3 separate regions of the Homo sapiens genome follow, and all the other regions are linked to region 1. Evidence: chromatin contacts called from ENCODE Hi-C or POLR2A ChIA-PET data. All regions are on one chromosome and are shown on one strand. The core of a region is the stretch at or near the end of the contact, and the rest is flanking DNA. Distances in the headings are between cores, read along the strand shown. Region 1 holds the start of BCOR (BCL6 corepressor). Region 2 overlaps BCOR (BCL6 corepressor). Region 3 has its middle 35 kb from the start of BCOR.

Region 1 (5,091 bases), core at 228-2,727:
TCGGAACCCCTTGCTCTGCTCGATTTCTTAGTAGTTTTTTTTTTTAATCCACGTGATTCGTGCTTTGGGGCAAGCCAAGAAAAAACGGGACTCCCCTCCCGAGTTGCGCGGCAGCGGCGGCAGGTCGAGCTCGGCTCGGCCCGAGGCACTCGCCACACACCCTCGCGCACGCACACGCCGACGTTCCACTTGGAGGAACGACCGGCCCCCGGAGAGGCGAGACGAGGCGGCGGTGGCGGCGGCTGGGGGTTTTTACAGTTCTTTCCCGAGTCGAAAAAGAAAGCAGACGGCAACCCGCTGCCCTCCCCTTCCTGCTCGCGAGCTAACGCCGAACCCAGCTTCCCAGCTTCCAGCCCACCTCCCCCCCCTCCGCCCGACTCGCGGCGCTCAGCGGCGACCGCGCTCCCGCGCACAGACACACACAGGCTGCAAACTTCCACTCTGCGAACTCCCTGCTCTCCTCCTGGCCCACCGGGAGGCGCCAGGCCCCCAGCCGCGCCCCCTCCCTCCCTGGTGCCCACGCGGGGCCGCTTAGGTTGGCTGCATTTTAAATAACATAGCTATGAAATAAAAACGAAAGCGAGCCAAGCAGCCAAAGGGAAGCGCGAGGCAAAAGCTTCGCGGGGTACGCTGCGGGAGGGGGCCCCGGGAGAGGGGGCCGACTGCAGCCCTCAGCGCGCCCGCCCGCCCACCCGTCCGCGGTCTCCCGGGGGAAAGGTGTTCCGGGCACTGACCTGAAATCCCCGGTGGGGGAGTAGGCAGGGAGCCTGCGATCCGGCTCTTTGAAGTTTTCCCCCAAGCGGACTCGAGGCGGCGAGAAGGAGCGGGGGGCGGTTGGGTGGGTGGAGAGAGATATGAGGGGTGGGGGGGGTTGGCGACGTTAACGAGCGGAGAAGGAGCCGGGCCGGAGAAGCGCGGCGAGCAGCAAAGTTTGCGGTCCCCGGCTGCCCGCAGCCCGCTCGCGGCGCCGCGCTCACTCGACTCCCTCGCCGTCTGCTGGCAGCCGGCTGCCCTCGGGGTCGGCCCCGCCGAGGGGTGGGCTCTGGGCCGGGTGGGGGCGGGGCGGGGCGGGCTCGGGGCCTCCGGGCAGGTGGCGACAGCCCCGTGCGATCCTCCGGGCTCCCGCAGCTGGACTGGGCTTGGCCGAGCTCAGCAGCTCCCGCGCTGCCGCCGCCGCCCGCGCTCGGGCAGGAGCCCCAGCGCCATGTTGACGGTTCGCCGCGAGCGCCCGCTCGGGCTGGGTGTGTGTGAGTGTGTGTGAGTGTTGGCCAAGTCGTCCCTGCGCGGCGACAGCGCGGCTTGGGCTCTCCGCCCGGCGGCTCGCGGGCTCCCCCTCCGCCGCCGCCGCCCGCCTAGCTCCCGCTCTCGGTCGCGGTCTGGGCTCCTGCGCGTCTCCCCCGCAGCCGCCGAGCTCGGCCCGCGTTCAGCGAGGAGCGCAGCTCTGCCTCACCTTGCCGCTGGGAGCCCAGGCTCCGTCTGCCGCCGCACGCCGCGATCCCAACGCGTCCCCCCTCCCTGGTTCCCTCCTCTTCCTCCTCCCCCTCCCTCCGCCCGTCCTCCCTCCCGCCCGCCCTACCTCCCTCCCTCCCAACAGCCGCCTCCCCTCCCCCCGCAGGCGCAGCGCTCGGGCGACAGCCGCCCGCCCGCCGCCGCCTCCAGCTCTCGCAAGTTTGAGCTCCGCCAGTCTCCGCTCACCCTCCGCTGCGGCGCCTCCGCGGCGGGGTTTCGGGAGGGGTGATTCCCCAGGAAAGGTTTGCCCGAGTTTCCCCGGCCGTCATCGATGCACGGCCCGGCACGTTTTGGCCTCTCTGGATCCGAACCCCGGACCACTTGGGTGGCGCCCCCCCTCCTCGTCCCCCGGCCTCCCCTCCCCAGCTCGGGCCGAGTTGGCTGCGCACGCCCGACCCGGGCGCACGTCCTGGGCGAGCCGGAGACCGACTTGGGCGGCGGCGGCGGCGAGGGCTGCCGGCAGAGCCAGAGCCGAAGGGATGGGGGCGGCGGGGGCGGCTCTCCCAGCCGCGCGCCGAGACTCCCCTCGCTACCCAGAAGGCCAGTGGAGGACCGCAATTACCATAAAGCGCCTCGCACTCCGCTCAGCCAAAGCTGTCAAACCCCAGCGGCAGCAGCCGCTGCCGCCGCCTCTTGCCACCAGCGCTGCGCTCTCCCGGCCTCGTCCCCTCCGAGACCCAGCGGAGCGTGGCCTGTGTGCTCCCGTGCTCACCCCCACCCCAGTTTGCCCCTTCCTCCCAGAGGAGCCCTTTCCCATTTCGGTGTTAAAAGCTACCTGAAAACACCACCCCAGGCAACGGTGGCCGTTCCGCCTGAACTCCGCGCCCGAGTTCCCCGGACGTTTCAATTGTGTGGGAATTGTTTGGAGGTGGGGGAAGGGGGGAGCAGCCCGTGGAGGCACCGGGAGGCGTGTGGGGGGCGGTCGGCGAGCGGAGATCCGCCTGTATTTCTCCCGGTTCTCGAGCATTTTCACGGTCTGTACCTCTGATGGTTGGAGGGGCTGCCCAGGCCCCTCGCCCCGGCGTTGGGAGATTATCTCCCGCGTTTTATTTTCCTTGACAGGGAGCAACTTTTGGCTTACACCGTTCGCCCCATAAATTTCCACTCGGTAACGTCGTGCTGATCGGTGCTTGGCGGCGGCGTACAGCCTGCGCCCGCAGCAGTTCAATTCAATTGACACGTATTGAGCTTCTCCAGCGCACCCGGCGCGGCTCTGGGCGCGGGGGGAGGGCGGGGGCAGGCGGGAGGGAGGGGGAAGCGGAGAAGCGAGGTTCCGGCCTCCCCGGAGCGCAAAGCCTCAAGGGCGAGCCGAGAAGCCCTAGTTGGTGAAGCTGGCGGGAAGGGGTAGGAGTGGGGGAGGGGGTATTCCGGACTAACCGCGCCCAGACTGCGGGCCCGGACTTCGCGGCCAATGGTGACCCCATTCGGCTGCCCACTAGGGTCTTTTTATACTGGGAAGGGGGTGGGGTGTCTCTTTCTGCCTAAGGACAAGATGGTGCAGGCTCCATGAAACATAAATCTGAAATGGAGGTGGCTTGTAAATCCACACGGAAAGTTTTTAAAATATCCTGGAGTGTCCCCATGCCAAAAATAATCAAAAGCATCTCAAGTTGATTACTAAGTCAAGGTCAAGGCCAAAATCAGCTCTAGCTAGCAGATATTTTCCCTTTTAAAAATTAGACTCACTACTGACTGTGGGACTGGTATTAGGTGCGATTTTATTCATTCTGTTTTAGTTCTCAGCACATAGTTATAAAAACAGCCCTTCTCAAAGCAGAAGTGAAACATCTCTACCGTTTGAAACCCGAAACTTCGGCAGAATTAAATCTTCATGCTCCAGAGCTGCTTATAACAACTGATGCAAAAGACAGGCGAGCAAGTGCCCCCGCGAGCAGTGCCCAGCCAGGCTGGGCCGCGAACGCTTCCAGGACCAGCGCCTGCAGAATGGAATGCACGCTTTTTTCTTCCTGGTCTTTCTGGGGGTGGATATCTCTGCAAGCCAACCCACACATTTTTTTAATCTCCGGTAACAAGCAGAAAGACACCTGGACTATTATGCTGTAAAACTATTTTTTATAAAGACATTTTAGGACCAGACATTAAAAGTTATTAGATTGAACGCATGCGAGTTACAGACACAGCTGGAGAAAAGGCCTCTGGTTGTGTGTTGTGGCAACATTTCTTTTTGAAGCGACTCCTTTTATTCAAAACAAGTCAAAAATAACCGGGAAGGCTGAAGCTGGGTATTTGTGGGGAAACTCTGAACGTGGTTCCAGGCGAGGAGGCCGCTCTGCTGCTGCAGGCTGGACGGGAGAACTGGCCTGGGCCAGTGTGGAGCCGTGCCAGGCTCTTCCGGCTCGGTTAGGCCGAACCGCAGAGGCCCTGGCCCGGCGCCCAGCCACCTTCTATCCCCTCCCCTCGTCTCCCCAACTCTGCCCCCAGGCACAGGCTTTTCTCGGAGTTCGAAGTCGCATGTAAACGTCCAGAACTTTTAGAAAATCCAGGAACCGAGCTCGGGGCCTGCAGCCTCTCAGAGTCTTACGGCCTCCCGGGGCTGCTGACAAAGAGGCCTGTTTGTCTAACTTTAAAAGTCCTAGAATTCGGGAGGCTGAGCCAGGAGAATCGCTTGAACCCGGGAGGCGGAGGTTGCGGTGAGCCGAGATCGCGCCGTTGCACTCCAGCCTGGGCAACAAGAGCGAAACTCCGTCTCAAAAAAAAAAAAAGAAAAGAAAAAGAAAAAAAAAAGTCCTAGAGTTAAAATGAACAGGGGTGGTGGGGGTGCTGTAAATGCGAAGGGGCCGAGGGGAGGGCTGACTGGGGGAGAAATTTGATGCTGGAGACAAACAGGCCAGTAAATTCGCCTTTGACGTAATTTGCAACATCCTCCCCCACCTTTTCTAGGGATCTTGCCTCCACGGTAGGCTGGTAGGATTAAAGGGTTTCTCCTCCATCTCCTAGGGATACATTTTTCAACTCCGTGGGATTTCAAAAATATCTTATTAAGGGAGTCCTAAGAGGCATGAGTGGTGGGGGGGATTCGTGACTCACTGGGAATTAAAATGTGGGATTTTCCCGAGGCGCTATAAGGCAGAGGGGGGGAGGGGAGATTACACCTATTGGCCCGGTTAGTTCCAATTGTTCTGGGGAAAACAAGCAGAAAGCTGTCGAAGGGCAATCCCATCTTGTGTCCTCACTTAAGAAGGGGCTCAGGGAGCTGGGGATGCCGCGGGGCCTGCAATGGGTGCCGGCGGTTTGGCCCTTCTCCTGCCCCCTCCTCTCCTGCCCTCCCACAAGCCCTTCGGGAGCTGACCCGGGGGTCAGGCTGCTATACCCAGCACTCAGCAAGGGGAGGATTTCAATGAAAACAGAGGAGGAGGAGAGAGTGAGCAAAGGAGTGCATGGGAGGGGAGGCCGTGCAGCCCACGGAGAAATAAAGAAATAGGTGCCGAAATGAGAGGTGCTGCGGATGGAGCAGCGGGGGCTGCCCCTCCGCCACCAATCTCCCTTCCCATGGAAGTGTCTCCTGATTATAACAAACCACTCGACCTCAGGCTAACCAGGCCCTGCAACTGGGCAATCGAG
Region 2 (5,091 bases), core at 1,060-3,559, 36 kb before region 1:
ACCCATTACATTACTTGGTTTATTCTCCACGCTGGAAATGGGAGTGTTTGAAGGGCAGCCCGCCCATTCCCAAACAAAATCAAACTGTTTTTGTTGGACAATTCTCTGTTAAGCAGCTATAAGCTGAATGACATTAACCGCAAAATGTAACCATAAAGGCCATAAACCCGACATTGTTAATTAATTAAATGCCTCATTAACTTTTTTAAAAACATGATTTATTCGATTCATAGAAAACTTAACCATCACTACTAAATGCACACACATGCGGTTCCACATTGGCATCTTAGCCTAAGAACAGACAGGTTCAACTGTAACTGGCCTTTCAGGTGGTCTATTACAGATCTGAAGACAGAGGGTGTTTCTAAACCTCAAGAACCAGATTAACAGAAAACAAAGCTTGAGCAGCCTTTTTATTGCATGTGGTATCTTTTTAGCTAAGCAGAAGACAATGATAAAGAGGGGTTTTGGGAAACCTCTCCCAAAGCTGTGCATTCATACCGTACCTTATCCTGTTAAGCAAACTGTTCTTTTATTTTAAAGGGTTTACACTGCCACATCTGAATGGACTATCATCCTAACATTTTAATTTCTGACTAAAGAAATCCCAGAAAGTTGGATTCAAAGTTGAAAGCTTTCATCTAGTAATTAAAACATTCAGCATCAAAACTGATGACCTGGGAAAGTTCTATAATGACATTTACATTTGAAGGGGAAAAGTTGTCCTTCCATAAACATTCTCAAGGCTTCTTGCACCAAAGGCCTGGTAGCCTAAGAAAGCATGGATCAGTGTTCCTTAGTCCAGGCCTGCTATAGGAAAACCACCAGAATGGAAACTGTTCCTTAGAGCACCCACAAGGGTCTCTTGAAGCTCTGGGCTCAGAAAGGTGAGACTGGCAGAAATGAAGCCAGGATCAAAGACCAGGCCAGGAGCCCTACCCCGCTATGGCCGGCAAGTTTGCTGCCCTGGAGCCCTCCCTTACCTCTGGTGTTTGCTGGAAGCACAAGTCCATTTTCCCAATCATGCGTAGGAATGAGTGGCCCTGCCTGGCACGCTGCATCTACCCTGTCCTCATAGGCGCCGCTGCTCTCAGCTTATGGGAAACCAACTGGCTGCCACTTGGGTTTAATCTGCAAGTAACTGAGCTAATTTTCAAATCCTTCTAGAGAGTTCCCTCAAAGATAATCCAGAGATATCGATAAGAAACAAGCTGGTATGAATAGACAAAGTCACATACAACCAAAAATACCTAGCTAGTGCTTCAAAGGACCATCCCACAGGTGTGAGCCAGCATCCCAGTTCCCACCCACACAATCATGCCCCAGGGTGGGCTCTGGGTCAAAGGGAGACTGGCAGCTGGGTCACCCCATCAGGAAAGGCTCAAGGCACAGCAGACTGCTGACTGCAGCATGGTTAAGGTGCATGAGCCTGGGCTCTGGCTGAATTCCGGGAGCCCACAGCTGAGCATGGCCTGGCATGGATCCTGTCGCCCGGGTGCTTCTCCACACTTCACACTCAGCCTGCTGAACCGCATTTTATTTTCACCACGACTCCTAGAGAGCTGATGCCAGCATAAAAAAAAATGTCTTTGCACTGTGGGCTATTACATCACTATCTCAACTGACAAGTGTGTGGTGGGGAGACGCACAGGGGCAGACGTAGGTTTTGAACTGTGAAAAGCGTGATTCCAATGGGAGCCAGTCCTGGAGAGGAGCCGAGTTTGGGGGGATGGGGGGAGACTGGGCTTTGGAGCCAGGCTGCTGGATTATTATCTGTTCAAATCATGTAACGCCTCTGGGACTCAGTTTCCTCATCTGAAAGCGGGAATAATATTAGTTACTACTGCACAAAGATGATGAAAGGGTGAAATGAGTTACTTTGGATCTTAGGGGCTCCGTCAACGTAAGCTATCATTGTCATGGCCCATGCTAGGAGGAGGATGAGCAGGGGGGCTGGGGAGAAGCAGTGAGTTGAGGGAAAAGTCTCAGTCCCTCCCTCCAGAGCCCTCAGCCCTAAGGCTACTGTACCCCCCCACTCAGAAAGAGACCTTAGGTCTGCCCCACCCCCCTCCCTCTGTGACCTACACAGCTACTTCCTGCCTACTCCCCCTACACGGCCACCCTTCCACCCGAAACAGTACAAGCAGCCCCAGATAGAGCTAATAACTTCTCTCCCCCTTGCTAATCAGAATCCAAAAGGGCTCATTAAAATTCCCCTAGTCGCCAAGCCCTGGGTTGTGTCAGATTTTATATCAGAGATAAGTTAGCGAGACTGGAGGATGCCGTAGCAGCCTACCTGCCTGAACACGAACTGAACATCAGAGAGGCCTTTCTTTCCACACCGCGATTGAACAAGCCACCAAAGAGACAGCAGTGAGAGTGGGGCTAACACAAACATCCTGTTGGAGCACCGGCCCAGCCCCGATGTGGAGGGGGCTGAGCTCTGCTCTCCATGTCCCTCCCCTCGCCCACCACAGTCCGCAGGCCCCGCCCCCCAGCCTGCAGCCCCAGGGAGCGCCCACAGGGACACACCTCATAGCCAAGCCTGGCTGCCCGCTGCAGAAGGGTCTCGCCAGCGTTCTTATTGACAATAAGTCTCCGTGCTTCCGGCGGCATAGGGCGAGACTGGGTGGTCTCCTGAGGGGAACTTGAGCATGGCAGCTGTGTGGACTGGGAGGCTGGTAGCAGTTGCTGCAAGCGGTCGAAGGGCTTTGGCTCCTGCTTGGCTGGTGACAGATCATAGTCCGAACTGGGCTCCGGCCGCTTTCTGAATCTCCGGACAGTCACCTATCATAAAACCAAGCAGCGCACACGGTTAAGCCCGTGTCCTTCTAACAGCCGCTGCTTCCCCTCCTCCTCCCCACGTGACAAACCTGCGTGGAGAGAGGCACTTTATTCCTTATCTTTTTTTGGGGGTGGGGGGTGCCTGTCAAAGGAGGGTTTGGGGGAAGGGATTTCATTCTTACTAGTTTGAAACTTCGCTGCCACCCAGAAGACATGCTCCTCTAGGACAGGGGAGTGACGTGTGGTGTGGGGGAGGAGTCCAGGAAAAGGAAAGCTTTGTCCCCTCAAGCTGGGAAGCAGGCAGGCGGGGATGTGTTCGCACAGGCCCCAGAGGGAAGCCGGGGTCAAGAGGTACCTTGCCATCGGCATTCTCCACGTAGTATTCCCCTGTCAGTGGCAATCCCCGCCTGGACTCCTGAGGGATCAAGTGTTTGGTTTTGCACAGTCTCTTCCCGGATGGCTTCTCGCTGTTGTCGGTGTATTTCTGCAGCAGGGAGGCAGCCTGGCAATCCTCTTCTTCGTCTGCACACAGCACATCTGTCTTCTGGTTTTCTTTAATTTTCTGCTGTTTGGCAGGCGGCCTGGAGGCTGGTGCGCAGCTTGGCTGAGCCTGCTTTTTGCCGCCTGCACTGGTGGATGAAAGACTCTTCATGGGCGGAGAGCCGGAGAACACAGGCAAGCCTAAATACGGAGGGGGTGACGGGGTGGCGGGCGGATGGGAGACGGGAGAAGAAGCGGGCGTTACACAGTTGTAGCCAGTGCAGGAAGAAAAGCCCATTGTTAACACTGATCACTGGAGCGGCTTCAGTTTTTAAAGATACACCAATTATGTTTTCAAAGCATTAATATTTTAATTATACCACATTCAAACGGCACCTAAGTTAACCCACAAAACGCCAAGTGGCAAGTTGCTTCAAAGGGCCCGGAAGAGAGGACAGAAGCTGGCTCTTCCTGCTTTCCTGCCCCCTACCCACTGGGTCTGGGTTGCTCAGGACCCAGAGACTGGAGACAGCCTGAGGCTGGAATGAAGGTGTTCAGACTTCCTTCCTGTGCAACCACGGGCAAGGACATCAAGAGAGAACTCCCTGCCTGCCACATCTTCGTTGAAGTCAATTGCTATGGCCTTCTAAGATCTCCTCAAAAGCCCTTTCCTACAGAGAGTGGATGACCCACCCTCCAGGAGCGGGGTGAACACTCAAGGGGTGGCCCCCGCATACCTTGTTCATTGTCACTGGGTTTAAGAGACTCTTCCGACCAGCTTCTGTTGCCTTTGGCCTCTGCCCTTTTCCTGCCAGGTTTCTCTTCAGTGATGTTAGTCCCCTGAGGAATGGCCTCAGGCTGAGTGGCCTGGGTCACTTCCTTCCTGCTTTGCCGGCCAGGTTTGCCATCTGCTGCCGACACCTGCTGCTCCCATCGTTCTCTAAGGTGCAGCAAGTGGCGTTGTTTTTTAGGATGGAGCCCTGTTAATTCAATGCACACCTTCAGGTTGGTCAGCTCACTATAATGTGGGTCTTCTAAGTGGTTAGAGGAACTGTTTGTCATTTCCCTCTCAGGCCAGTCATCTAATGGAGAAATAACTACAAATTAATCAAAAAGCCCCCCGGGGGGGAACAAACTGTCTTACGCATCACTAATGGGGTGGGGGAGGGGGGGTGTGGTCACTGGTCTCTGCTTTTGGGAAGGGGCCTAATCATCTTTGGCCATCTGGGTTCTGGCTTTGGGGGAGGGGAGGTGTGGGCGGCTCCCCCCGGGGGCTCCAGGGTGGGAACCTCACGAGGCAGTGTGGGAATGGAGAGGTCCGCTCCACTGCTGCGCCCCCACGGCTTCCCCTCACCGACTCTGTCTACGGGGGCAGCGCGCCGCACATCCACATCTCCTGTCCATCCACTGTGGCCGCATGCAAAGGCCCACCCCCCGGCAGGCGGGCGAAGCAGACAGGGCTCACCTTTAGAGACTCGTCGGCGTTTGGCTTTCAGCAGAGGGTCCTCTGGCACCTCCTCCGCAGTGGTCTCAGTGTGGCTGCTGTCACCTGAGACTTTGCGTTTCCTGTCCACCCGGAGGGTGGGGCTGTGAGGCATGTCCGAGGCCACCTGGTCTGCGGGAGGCTCGCTCACAGGCTGCCTCTCCACAAAGTACTTCTCCACAGGAAGATCTTTGTCCTCTGGGGCTTCAAAGGGATCACGGTGCTTGTTTCCAACACTATACTCGCCTGGGGGAGGGGAGACAAGAGGGCATTAATGAAGCCCGAAGGTCGCCATGAGAAGGCAGGATCTGGGGAGTGCGTGGGACCACCATGCCCAAGGTAAT
Region 3 (5,091 bases), core at 1,032-3,531, 35 kb after region 1:
TCGGTGGGGAGGTTCAGGAGCCCCAGAAGGAAAAGAAGAGGACCAGAGAGAGCAGGTTCCTCGGAGTGCTAAACACAGGCCCAACTGCCTTTTTCAGGAATAAGGGTGTGGGCCAGAGGGGCAAACGACCCCCTCCACAAATGCCAGTGAATTGCAGCAGGCACATAATGGCTCCTCCCTCTTGTGTCCTGCCTTCCAAGGGTACCCTATTTGGCAAATCCTACCCACTCTGGCAGCCCCTGGAACCCAGCCACCCTCTTAATGCCCCTCATCCTGAGGCATCTGTCATGCAAGCCACCCCCCACCTTCCCTGGGGAGCTGGCTTGCTGGCCCCAGTGGTCTCCATGTGACCTTTCCTCAGCTCCTCCACTGTCTCCAGACCTGAGGTGAAGAAAGCAAGGTCAGAGAAGGGGCCCACTCATGACCGTGAGACAGAAGACCCACGCCAACCAAAGCTGCTCTCTTTCTCTCCAGCTGCCCCTCAGGCCACCATTGCAACAGATGACCCTCCTGGGCCCCAAACCAGGTTGTCTGACCTGAAAACACTCAGTACTCAGCCAGGTGTTCCCATTCGGAGCCCAGTGAGCTTGCACTTGAGATCAGGCACATGGGTAAGGCTGATATGGGGGTGACAGTGAACCACAGATCTTGCAGTCCCAACCTCCTGAGAGAGCTGAGCTGGTCAGAATGAGAAGGTGCTCACTGCACCCTGCATTTACTATCCAAAAGGACTAGAAATGACTAGAAACTGAGAAAAACAGGCCAGGCGCAGTGGCTCACGCCTGCAATCCCAGCACTTTGTAAGGCCGAGGCAGGCAGATCACCTGAGGTCGGGGGTTCGAGACCAGCATGGAGAAATCCCATCTCTACTAAAAATACAAAATTAGCCAGGCGTGGTGGCACATGCCTGTAATTGAAGCTACTCAGGAGGCTGAGGCAGGAGAATCGCTTGAACCCAGGAGGCAGAGGTTGCAGTGAGCCAAGATCGCGCCATTGCACTCTAGCCTCGGCAACAAGAGCGAAACTCTGTCAGTAAAAGAGAAGAGAAGAGAAGAGGAGACAAGACTGAGAAAAACGGTCCCTATGGCCCAGTAGACATGAACAACTGCAAGCGACTGGAGACCTGGCACCTGGCACTGGCTTTACCCTGTTAGCCTCCAGGCCTCAAATTAGAAGGAGGAGGGGAACTCATGCTTGTCCAGCACTTCAGCAAGATCATCTCACTGAATCCTCATAACAACCCCATGAGATACCGTGGTGGTTTTAAACACGCCCGCTAGTTATTCGACACTCTTCCCACCAAGAGGTGTGGTCTCTGTCTCTACTTCTAGAAGTCTGGGTGGGCTTGTGACTGCTTTCAACACAACAGAAGTGACACTCTGAGACTTGTAAGACAAAGGCAGAAGAAGCCATGCAGCTTGCTCCTGGCTCTTTTTGGGGCACTTGCTCTGAGAGAAGTCAGTAAGAAGTCTACTGCCATGGCAGAGACTCACAACATAGGTGCCACAGTCAACAGCCCAGCAGAGCTCCCAGCCAATAGCCAGCATCAACTGATTGCTACAGGAGTGTGCCATCTCGGATATCCTTCCGATGGCTGCAGCCCCTGTTGATGTGTGACTGCAACCGAATGAGATATCCCAAGTGAGAAGTACCCAGCTGAGTCCGTTCCAGAATTCCTAACCCACAGAATTGTGAACAAAATCAAAGAGTTGGGGTTTTTTTTGTTTGTTTTTGAGACAGTATCACTCTGTCACCCAGGCTGAAGTGCAGTGGTGGGATCTCAGCTCACCACAGCCTCGACCTCCAGAGCTCAAGGAATCCTCTCACCCTAATTTTTGTATTTTTGTAGAGACAGGGTCTCCCCATGTTGCCCAGGCTGGTCTCCAACTCCTAGGCTCAATTGACCTACCCGCTTCGGCCTCCCAAAGTGCTGGGATTACAGGCATGAGCCACCAAACCCGGCCAAAGAGTTGTTTTAAGTGGCAAAGTTCTGGGGTAATTTGTTGCATGGCACTAGTCACAAAACAGATCCGTGGTGTTCCCACTTGAAACTGAGGTGCAGAGGGGCTGAATAACTTGCCCATGGTCACACACCTGGTAAGTGGCAGAACTGAGACTCAAACCTGGTCTCTCAGAATCCAAATCATAGCCCCTTCTCACGGTGCCCCCCTAACATTTTCTCACTTCCAAGAAGAGAACATTCTTTTCAGACTCGACTAGTTTCCAAACCTGGCTGTGCGTCAGAGTCAGCAGTGGCGTGTTAAAGATAGAGATTTCCAGGCCCCACCCCAGGCCTAGTGAGTCAGTATTTTCAGGCGTGGGGCCAGGACTCTGAATTCTGAACTGGCACCCCAGGTGACCCTGAAGCAGTTAGTGCGTGAACCGGACAGTGAAACCCACTGCTCAGCCAGGTTATTACAGAAAACTGGAGGGGACCAGCAAGGTTTTCTTCAAAATATAGCAGTTTCAGAAAATCCCTCATGATCTGAGCTCATCTGCTTCAATTTCTTTTTTTTCTTTTTTTCTTTTTTTTTTTTTTTTGAGATGGAGTCTCGCTCTGTCGCCCAGACTGGAGTGCAGTGGCATGATCTCAGCTCACTGCAACCTCCGCCACCTGGGTTCAAGTGATTCTGCTGCCTCAGCCTCCTGAGTGGCTGGGATTACAGGCACATGCCACCACACCTGGCTCATTTTTGTATTTTTAGTAGAGACAGGGTTTCACCATGTTGGTCAGGCTGGTCTCGAACTCCTGACCTCGTGATCCACCCTCCTCGGCCTCCCGAAGTGCTGGGATTACAGGCGTGAGCCACCGCCCCCGGCCATCTACTTCAATTTCAACTTTTTTTTTTTTTTTTTCTTTTTGGAGACGGAGTCTCGCTCTGTCGCCCAGGCTGGAGTGCAGTGGCGCTACCTCGGCTCACTGCAAGCTCCGCCTCCCGGGTTCATGCCATTCTCTTGCCTCAGCCTGCCGCATAGCTGGGACTACAGGCGACGGCCACCACGCCCGGCTAATTTTTTTGTATTTTTAGTAGAGACGGGGTTTCACTGTACTAGCCAGGATGGTCTCAATCTCCTGACCTCGTGCTCTGCCCGCCTCGGCCTCCCAAAGTGCTGGGATTACAGGCGTGAGCCACCGCGCCCGGCCTCAATTTCAACCTTCTTGGCCCTAACATCTGGGGAGTCTTTTCTACTCCCACACCACTAAGAGACAGAAATTGATGGGAGGCTATCCAACCAGTAAGTACACTCATGTGTATTAACACCTTGCTAGGCTCTGTGGTCCCTGTGCTCTAAGAACTTACAACTGAAGCGAGGAGATAAGGCGTAAAGTCATTTCAGAGCAACCAAATGATAAGTTTTGTGGCTGTGACAATAAGCACAAAGGCATCTGGGAGAATTAGACTGAAATGTAACCCCCTAGAAATTTGGGAGGGGCTCCGCAGAGGAGGTGGGGCCTGGAGCTGGGAGTCAGGGTGAGCAGGGGGATCACTCCAGGCAGGGGGCTCAGGGGCTGAGGCTCCCTCCCAGGGCAGAACAAGCAGGAGGGCATGAATGGGTAGAGGGACTCACTGGGCTGCCCCAGGGGTGTGCTCTGTGGCAGCTGTGGAACCAGAGGAGAGGGGAAGACGAGGACCAGATCAGAGAGGGGTCAGGGGACTTGAAGTCTGATCCAGATTTTTATTTTCTCAGTTTCCAAAAGCTACTGTCATTTACAGATCAAGGACATGGTCAGGCGTGGTGGCTCACACTTGTAATCCCAGTACTTTGGGAGGCTGAGGCGGGAGGATGGCTTGAGCCCAGGAGTTCAAGACCAGCCTGAGCAACATAATGAGACCTTGTCTCTACTAAAAATAAAAAATTGGCTGGGTGTAGTGGCGCACACCTGTGGTCCCAGCTTCTTGGGAGGCTGAGGTGGGAGGATCACTTGAGCCCAGGAGGTTGAGGCTGCAGTGAGCCATGATCACACCACTGCATTCCAGCCTGGGTGACAGAATGAGACCCTGTCTCAAAAACCAAACACCAAAAAATAAAAAAGGCAGTCCCCCTTCCAAGTCCAGGCTAGGATTAGTTACAGAAGATGGATCAACTCACACACCTTTGGAGCCAGGAGCCAGAATTCTCCCAAATAAGAGACTGAATCCCCATGGGGCTCCACCATAAAACATATCTGCCCCAGTGCCCCAGTCTCTTTGCTTACAAGATGTAAACCTTGATGCTGCTACCTTGAATTTTTAGACAGTGGATTCCTTTGATTAGAACCACTCTGGGCAACGGTGATGAGATTCCATTAACCATCGGAATCAATTGAACCAAGAGCTTTCCTTCCTAAAGGGAAGGGCTAGGTTCCAGTACTTGGCTGACTGCAGAGCCCTGGAGGAATTCATTGAAAGGAGGCCCAAAATTAGAAATCATCACTTTCTGCAGAGACACTTAGGAATCCCCCCCACATTATTCAAGGACAGCAAGAGAAAGGTGGGCAGAACTGGGGGGAAAAGGAGCTGCAAGGAAGAACGCGAATCTTTGGCCAGCTCATATACCTTCATACAACAGATGAAGGTGTGTCCTGCACAGCCTGCGAGACTGGCTAAAAGTCTAGCTTTTAGTCACACCTCCTGGATCCTATGCCACATCTCCAAGACATGCTTAGAGGTAAGCAAGGAAACTTGCTCGGTCTGGGGTCTCCTCTGAGCTTTCCCACCTGTACCTTTCCTGCAAGGGAAACCCCTGTAGGAAGAAAGGTCTCCATTCCATCATGGCTTTTTTCTTTTCCTTCTTTTCTTTTTTTTTTTTTGAGAAAAGAGTCTCATTCTTTCGCCCAGGCTGAAGTGTAGTGACACAATACTCGGCTCACTGCAACCTCCACTCCCGGATTCAAGTGATTCTCGTACCTCAGCCTCCCGAGTACCTGGGATTACAGGCGTGTACCACCATACCTGGCTAACTTTTGTATTTTTAGTAGAGACAGGGTTTCACCATGTTGGCCAGGCCAGTCTCGAACTCCTGACCTCAGGTAATCTGCCTGCCTCGGCCTCCGAAAGTACTGGGATTACAGGTGTGAGCCACCGCGCCCGGCCCTTCATGGCCTTTTTG

What was found. A loop is a pair of places that touch in the nucleus more often than their neighbours do. ChIA-PET counts read pairs that join two places held with the same protein, here RNA polymerase II (POLR2A). Pooled maps may share reads with other maps.
Region 2: a loop to region 1 is called in a map of CD8-positive, alpha-beta T cell, with 3 times the contacts of the local background. The contact joins the enhancer-like site here to the promoter of BCOR in region 1. A Hi-C loop is called at or near these places in 2 of 168 maps with a recorded cell type or tissue (CD8-positive, alpha-beta T cell and naive thymus-derived CD4-positive, alpha-beta T cell) and 5 of 50 pooled maps. POLR2A ChIA-PET finds 5 or more read pairs at or near these places in 15 of 52 experiments (AG04449, CD4-positive, alpha-beta T cell, CD4-positive, alpha-beta memory T cell and 12 more).
Region 3: a map of ascending aorta shows a loop between it and region 1 (2.5-fold over the local background). The contact joins the enhancer-like site here to the promoter of BCOR in region 1. A Hi-C loop is called at or near these places in 23 of 168 maps with a recorded cell type or tissue (A673, CD14-positive monocyte, CD8-positive, alpha-beta T cell and 17 more), 4 of 37 single-sample maps with no recorded cell type and 25 of 50 pooled maps. POLR2A ChIA-PET finds 5 or more read pairs at or near these places in 33 of 52 experiments (A549, A673, AG04449 and 28 more).

The regions. Positions count from the first base shown.
Region 1 is chrX:40,096,481-40,101,571 of GRCh38, forward strand. BCOR (BCL6 corepressor) reads right to left here and starts at 1,478. Exons shown (of 15, transcript NM_001123385.2): 1 at 735-1,478. RefSeq lists silencers at 1,042-1,101, 1,192-1,241, 1,302-1,531, 1,552-1,671, 1,802-1,971 and 1 more and an enhancer at 3,868-4,388.
Region 2 is chrX:40,059,607-40,064,697 of GRCh38, forward strand. It overlaps BCOR (BCL6 corepressor), which reads right to left. Exons shown (of 15, transcript NM_001123385.2): 7 at 4,730-4,993; 8 at 4,002-4,346; 9 at 3,140-3,465; 10 at 2,533-2,787. Among named protein-coding and RNA genes, the nearest start is that of BCOR, 36 kb to the right of the region's middle. Within about 2 kb of position 2,310, at least 2 of the 41 ENCODE cell types and tissues checked have a DNase peak (open chromatin) inside an H3K27ac peak, as active enhancers do; they include CD8-positive, alpha-beta T cell, where a contact is called at or near this core.
Region 3 is chrX:40,130,615-40,135,705 of GRCh38, forward strand. It overlaps a transcript of BCOR not described here. Among named protein-coding and RNA genes, the nearest start is that of BCOR, 35 kb to the left of the region's middle. Within about 2 kb of position 2,282, at least 12 of the 41 ENCODE cell types and tissues checked have a DNase peak (open chromatin) inside an H3K27ac peak, as active enhancers do; they include HCT116, ascending aorta, endothelial cell of umbilical vein and 4 more, where a contact is called at or near this core.